3 separate regions of the Homo sapiens genome follow, and regions 1 and 3 are each linked to region 2. A link is a loop called in an ENCODE intact Hi-C map of the cell type or tissue named here. Cell type or tissue: GM12878. All regions are shown on one strand.

Region 1 (2,500 bases), 56 kb after region 2:
TTAAGAAAGGGAACTAGGACCAGCTAACAGGGAGGCCTGAGGACTTAGGCTCACTCTTTAGGTGACCAGAAACTTGAGCAAACAACCAGGTCTTTCTTTGTTTCTGACTCTTTGTCTACATAGGCAGGGGTAAAGGCAATGACCTGTCTTTGTGAATAGTTGGCTGCTGTGTATGTTACTTGGTCATTTGATGTTAGCAACCTGTTGGTCTTAGCCAGAGAAGCAAAGGCAGCCAAGAGAGGCCTATAAAAGGGGCCAGATAAATGAGAGACACTTTCATCTTTCAGACCCAGAAAAAGGAAGTGGGTATGAGTGAAAAAACAGACCCTGGCCATTCCTCACTTAAGTCTCTTAAGAGAAAGTTTTCTTGACAGAGTGATGGGGAGGAGAAAATGTGAGCCTTAAATTGGATTAGAAACTCAAGTTTTGGCTGGGCATGGTGGCTCACACCTTGTAATCCTAGCACATTGGGAGGCCAAGGCAGGCGGGGGGCAGGGAGGATTGCTTGAGTCCAGGAGTTTGAGATGAGCCTAGGAAACATGGCAAAAACTTGTCTCTACTAAAAAAAAAAAAAATTAGTGGGGAGCAGGGTGTGGTGGCACACCCCTGTAATCCCAGCTACTTGGGAGGCTGAATTGCTTGAACCCAGGAGTCAGAGGTTGCAGTGAGCCAAGATCATGCAACTGCACTGCAGCCTGGGTGACAGAGCGTGACTCAGTCTCAAAAGCTCAAGTTTTACACTAGACAAGACTTCTTTTTAATAAGTGAAAATGACTGGAAAGATGTAGGTTCTACCCAAAATTCTGGTAAGGGATGGGAAAAAAGATTTGGCAAAGCCTGGTCAAAGGCAGTAACTGGAGGAAAGTAAAACTATTTGAGTTTGTAGCCCACAATGTTCAATAAACTGGATATATTTGGTAACCATAATGGAAGACGTCAAATTTTTGTGCATTAATATAAGAAATAAAGATTCTGGAATGAAGACTTAGGTAGGATTTTTATTTATTTATTTATTTTTGAGAAGGAGTCTCACTCTGTCGCCCAGGCTAGAGTGCAGTGGTGCGACCTTGGCTCACTGCAACCTCCGCCTCCGAGGTTCAAGCAATTTTCCTGCCTCAGCCTCCTGAGTAGCTGGGATTACGAACACCTGCTACCATGTCCGGCTAATTTTTTTGATTTTTTTTTAGTAGAGACGGGGGTTCACCATTTTGGCCAGGTTGGTCTCAAACTCTTGACCTCAGGCGATCCGCCCAACTCGGCCTTCCAAAGTGTTGGGATTACAGGCGTGAGCCACTGCACCCGGCCTAGGTGGGATTTCTTTAAGCTAGATGTTGACAATCTCTCCTACCCTCTCATCTCAGGCTTTTACTGCAATTCAGTTATGCTCCACCAGGTGGTAGCAGATATCTTGGCTCTGTCATCCACAATATGATCAAATTATAATTTTCTGTATGAATTCCATTGTAGATTTAAACTATATATTTTCAAATAAAAATTAAAAACTAACCATTTTAATAAAAACTTTTAATCATTAAGTATTATTTTAGTACTTAATATCTAATATATTTATATTACTTATTTTAATAATATCTAATATATTTATATTAAGAATTATTTTAATATAAATAGAAATCAGTATTGACTAGTCATATTTTCTCAAGTCAAAAAGGCAAACTATATAAAAGTATTTTTCATTCTATCTCTAGCTAATCCTGTTCTTGTCTCTGGGCTTACTAGAATGATACTGTTTAATTTTTTTCTCTGGTGTTCTCTTGTATGTCCGTAGAAAATGACTGGCGCAGCTCTGGGACTTTAGTCAGACTTAGAAACACAAATTTCTTGCAGCCTCCTTCTGCTACTGGTTGTAGGATGTTGGTGTTTAGGGAATAATTTTTGTGCCTGCCTTCTTTTACTTGGCAATAATTTTCTATTTATCATATTCAGAGTTTCACTTTTATCCCTTCTGTTGGCAAAATCAAGAAATGAAAATCTCTGACCTGCTCAGACTAAAAATCCCCATTCCACCAAGTGAGGCTTTCTTCAATGAGAGGGCAGTAATTTCCCACTGATTCATAGAAGAACATCACTTTTTTTCCCATGAGCTTTTTGACTGGAAACTTATCTAAACTATTTTACATAAGGTGGTAGTTATCTTGCCACAAATCTGAGTTGCTACAAAATAGCTTTAAACAGTTCTATACAAAGGGAGCATCTTGAATCCAAAATGTAAAGTTTCTGAGCAAAAGTTTAACAAACATTTGTAAAGAGTTTTTAAAAACAAATCCCCCAACTTTTTGTTACCAAATTTCTAAACATTCAGAAACAGTGTAGCAAACACCTCTATATCACCACTCAGATTACATAATTATGAGCATCTTGCCATATATTTTAACATATATCTGTGTCTATTTTTTTGTATAAAACATTTAAAATTGAGTTGCAGATATTGTGACCAGTTACCTCAAAACTGTTTGGCATTCATCCCCTAAATATAACGACA
Region 2 (2,500 bases):
GAGCTTATATTTGGTGAAGGAAGACAGTAGTAAGTTATATGGTATGCTAAAATGTGATAAAGTTCTATGAAAAAAAATAGAGAAGGAAATCAGGAATGGGATGGAGAGTGGGTTGCAAATGACTGTTTTCAGCTGACTGGAAAATATAATGCCCTTGTCTTTGAAAAGTTGCTTTAACTTGAGATTGAAATGTACCAAGTAAGTGCAGTAATAAAAAGGGTGTTTTCTAATATGTCATTCTTTTATAAGTTGTTCTCCGAACTACATGTGGTGGTTCATGTCTGCAATCCCAGTACTTTGGGAGGCTGAGTCGGAAGGATCAAGAGCCCAGGAGTTCGAGACCAGCCCAGGCAACACAGTGAGACCCAGTCTCTTAAAAAAAATTTTTAAATGGTGCTTGTCTGTAGTTCCAGCTACTCATGAGGCTGAGACGGGAAGATCTCTTGAACCCAGGAGGTTGAGGCTCCAGTGAACTATGATTGTGCCACTGCCTTCCAGCCTTGGTGGCAGAGCAAGATCCTGTTTTAATAATAAGTTGTACACTGAAGATACCAGTTTGGGAAATGTAGTGATAATGTACCCAGTGCTGCTATAGTAGTCCCTGCTAATGTGCCAGTGTCCAGGAGTGATAAACTTGTCATCTTGTAAAATGGGAGATTAATCAAATGTGTGAGCCCTTTTTAAATCAAGAAAAATGAACATTCTATCTAGAGTTAGGTGATCTAATCAAACATATTAGAGATTACTTAGGTTACTCATGATTTCTGTGTGTATTTAGGCTTGTAGAGTACCCTTGATGAACTTGATTGACCCTTAAAAAAGAATCTTTATTATTGAGCATAAACATTGAAGAATAAAGAAGATAGAAAGTGACCACTCCTGATTGGGGTAGCATTTCCAGGACAAGCCTGATTTTATCCCACAGAATTACGTTGGGAAGGAAATTCCCAACCTCTAAAGAGGTTTAGACAAACATGGCTTCCAGCTTCTGAATGCAATGGCCAGCTGGGGGCACCCCTGTCCAAGGGAAGAGGACTTGGCTGAGGTGCATTTGTGTATCTCCTGGTGCATTAAGAAGGGATAGGTAATCTACTGGCACTTAAAGATAATTGCTGTGATTGAATGATTTTCCCACTCCAGTTTTAAAAACCAGCAAGCAAAATTTCTCCTGCTTAAAAGCCCCCAGTGGCTGGCCGGGCGCAGTGGCTTACGCCTGTAATCCCAGCACTTTGGGAGGCCAAGGTGGGTGGATCACTTGAGGTCAGGAGTTCAAGACCAGCCTGGCCAACATGGTGAAACCCAGTCTCTACTAAAAATACAAAAATTAGCTGGGCGTGGTGGCGGGCGCCTGTAATCCAAGCTACTCAGAGGGCTGAGGCAGGAGAATTGCTTAAACCCAGGAGGTGGAGGTTGCAGTGAGCTGAGATTGCGCCACTGCACTCCAGCCTGGGCGACAGATTTTTGACAGATTTGAGACTCTGTCTCAAAAAAAAAAAAAAAAAGCACCCCCAGTGGCTTCTTAGTGCCTTGAAGACAGGTACAAATTCCTTAAAGTGGCTTAGGAAGTCCATGCTCTGTCTCCTGCTCACCTCCAACCTCACTGCTCGCTATGGTGCACTCTGTTCCCCACTAAACTTCTTTGTGCTGCAAGAAAAGACCCAGTCTCACCTCTGAACATCTGTGCATTCTCTCTCTTCCCTGGCCAACTCCTATCCATGCTTCAGGTCTCAGCTATCATTTCCTTCAGCAAGGCTTTCCTGACCTCTCAAATACAAGTTACGTGTCCCTTTTATGCACATCCACGATAACACCTCCATCACGATCTTTATCACACTGTTACAGTTCCTCGCTTATCTCTTTCCTCCACCTGTTTTTGAGGGCTGGCACTGTGCTTCTCAGTGTCTGAGCTGGATGAGACACTGCTAGTTTCCTACCCTATATTCATTTTTCTCTTCCTTACCAATAGAATCCTGGTTTTGTTTAGGGTAGCATTGTGCCCAGCTTCCCCTGCAGCTCCAAGTATCAGCCAGACAATCCTGACCAATGAGATAGGCTAGGGCATTTTTGAGAAACGTTTACAGTGTGAAGAGAACTGTCCCTTCCTCCTCTTTTCCTCCTTCTTCCTACCTCGAATGTGGTTAGGGTGGCTAGAAGTGACAAGGATTAGGGCTATTTGCCTATGTGGTGACAAAGACGAAAGATGAAGACGAAAACCATGTCTGAACATGGCTGAACAGAAAGAAGGAGAAGGAATTGTGTGTTGTCATTCCAGCCCTGGGCTACCTGCCTTCAAACTTGTTATTATATGAAGGTGGTGAGATGTTATTATCTGTTCATTTGGGGATGTAACAGGGGTGGTTACCCTATTTGGTTAAACCTCTATATTTGGGATTCTATTACATGCAGCCAAATGTAGCCCACAAGTAATATGCTGCTCAAATATTTGTTCAATTAATGAAGATTATAATAATAACCGCTCATTTGCTGAGTGGTTACCACA
Region 3 (2,500 bases), 90 kb after region 2:
ACCTCTTTAAACATCTTTAATATTTCTTTTGGCAGGCTGACTTGCAAGTTTTGCATTTGGGCGTTTTATTTTCTGCATAATATCTTGCCTTTAATTCACATAACAGGGAAGATGGAGATGAAAACCATTTCACTCCTAAGAGCAATGACAGGGAATCTTTAAATTGATAATGATTGATCCACAAAAAAAGCAACATAAGTTAGAAGATAATTTAGATATCTGCCCGAGAGAGAACACTCTTTTTATTATTTATTTATTTATTTTGAGACGGAGTCTCGCTCTGTTGCCCAGGCTGGAGTGCAGTGGTGCGATCTTGGCTCACTGCAATTTATGCTTTCTAGGTTCAAGCAATTCTCCTGCCTCAGCCTCCTGAGCAGCTGGGACTACAGGTGCCTGCCACCACACCCGGCTAATTTTTTGTATTTTTAGTAGAGACAGGGTTTCACCACGTTACCCAGGCTGGTCTCGAACTTCTGACCTCATGATCCACCCACTGTGGCCTCCCAAAGTGTTGAGACTATAGGTGTGAGCCACTGCCCCTGGCTTCTTTTGCTTTTAAAAAGGAACTGACAGTTCCTTTTAAAATGAAATATAAAATTTTACTTGAGATTATTATCCAATATTATATGCTTCCAAATTATTTATTTTATTTGGGGAGTAATATGAGGAAAAAGAATAAACGAAGGGGAAGAGAAACAAAAAAAGCTAGTAGAAAGATCCAAACATAGGAGTACTGCTTGAACCTGGGAGGCGGAGTTTGCAGTGAGCCAAGATCGGGCCGCTGCATTCCAGCCTGGGTGACAGAGCAAGACTCTGCCTCAAAAAAACAAAACACAAACAAACAAAAAGATCTGAACATAGAACATAACATACAGACACAAAGAGACTTACAGGCTCACAAAGAAAACACCACCAAGAAAGACACATAGATCTAAAAGAGGGGCAAATACAGGACATGCATGCACTTAGAAGCTAACATACTCTTTTATGCCATAATATTCCCATCTTGTGGTCTTTTAGGGTATTTCCCCTAAAAGATTTTAAAGTCAAACGGTTGCTCATTATAAGCATAAATGGAAATCACCTCTTGGCACACATTCTTAGTAGCGTCAATTGAATTAAACTGAACATTAGAGACTAGAAACCCCCCCACTCTGGTCTAGGACTTCCAGCTCTTATACAGATAATGAGGGCCAGGTCACACAGATAATGAACAAGATAATGAAGTTCATTATCTTGCCCAGTTCCTGTGGTAAGAGCATGGGGAAGATCCAGGCCCAATTCCCTTCTCTAACGCCAGCCATGTTTTCTTATCTCCCTTCCATCTTCTCTGGCTGTCCTCACAATTTATCCCCCATTCCCCAACTTCCAGCAGTACCAGGAATTCCTAGAAAGATCAGCTCCATCTGACTTCCATCTTCACCATGGCTGCACGCCTGTTTTCTGACTAGTGAGTGTTGGTGTGAGGTGCAGGAGAGTAGGAAGCACACCTTGTGCATGATCATCCTGAGAGAAGAAAGAAGGTGATTTCATACTTACATGATGTTCCACTCAAACTTGATAGTGGGCACGTGACCAAAGCTTGTCCAAACAGAGCCTAGAATACCTTGGCCACAGTGATTGATTCAAGAATGGGTTGTTGGCTCAAACGGTTCCCTGCAAAGGCCTATAGGTAGTGTTGACAGGTCAAATCAACTAGACTGCTATTCACTCATTCATTCATTCAATGAATATTCCAGCGACAGGCATTCTGAACATAGTACTGAACAATACAGGCATGGTTCTGGATCTTATGAAGCTTAGAGTACAGCAAAGGAGTAGTGAAGAGAGAGCTGGGAAGGGATGTGAGGAGGGCTTGGGGGTCTCCAAGAAGAGGTCAGGAGGCAATTGTGAGTTGTATGCTCATAAATCACCTGCTAGTGCTACTTTTGAGGCATATGAGTTGACTGATAAATATTTTTTTGGGGAGAAAGAAAGGAAAAAAATTGTGATTGACCCTTATAACCAGAATTTTAACTAATAAGTGTCTATTTCAGTCAATTAAAGAGCTGTGGAAGCTTAAGCTGGGTATATAAACATCAAAAATGAGGAAGCGAGAATGATCAGAAAATGTGTTGTGGGAATACGATTTGAAAAGACTTCCAGGGGAAAGTGGATTTTGAAAACAATTTAAATGTTCCTGGTGGAAAATGACAGCAGAGATAAAAATTGATGGCCCTTCTGGTGTGGGCTATGGCCTATGCAAAGATGCTGTGCCAAAAACTAATGAGTGATTTGTGAGGAGGTGTCATGCAGGTTGGCTTATAGGGGAAGAACTGAGAGAAGGCAGACATGGAGTTCCAGCTGGAGACTTGGATTAGATTATAGGTGATAAGTTTCCATATAGATCTTAATATTGAGAATGAATGAATAATTGCTAGTTGATTTCCTGATGAAGATATAGGTCTTAATAATGAGAATGAATAATTGCTAGTTCATCTCCTGGCCAAGACCTCAAATT

What was found. A loop is a pair of places that touch in the nucleus more often than their neighbours do. Peaks named below come from ENCODE experiments on the same cell type or tissue, not always from the same donor. Only the 100,000 strongest peaks of a DNase experiment are listed, where the experiment ranks them.
Region 1: it touches region 2 in a loop (4-fold over the local background); 16 of 110 quality-filtered maps call a loop at or near these places.
Region 3: it touches region 2 in a loop (6-fold over the local background); 9 of 110 quality-filtered maps call a loop at or near these places.

The regions. Positions count from the first base shown.
Region 1 is chr3:122,298,945-122,301,444 of GRCh38, reverse strand. No RefSeq gene overlaps it. Among named protein-coding and RNA genes, the nearest start is that of CSTA, 25 kb to the left of the region's middle. In GM12878, a CTCF peak has its summit at 1,383 (motif pointing right); DNase peaks (open chromatin) are centred at 194, 1,390 and 2,004; H3K27ac peaks cover 2,260 bases.
Region 2 is chr3:122,355,137-122,357,636 of GRCh38, reverse strand. No RefSeq gene overlaps it. Among named protein-coding and RNA genes, the nearest start is that of MIX23, 27 kb to the left of the region's middle. In GM12878, a CTCF peak has its summit at 1,009 (motif pointing right); a DNase peak (open chromatin) is centred at 1,028.
Region 3 is chr3:122,264,768-122,267,267 of GRCh38, reverse strand. All of the region lies in intron 4 of CASR (calcium sensing receptor), which reads right to left. Among named protein-coding and RNA genes, the nearest start is that of CSTA, 59 kb to the left of the region's middle. RefSeq lists a silencer at 2,080-2,181. In GM12878, a CTCF peak has its summit at 1,012; no DNase peak of the experiment used is centred here; H3K27ac peaks cover 853 bases.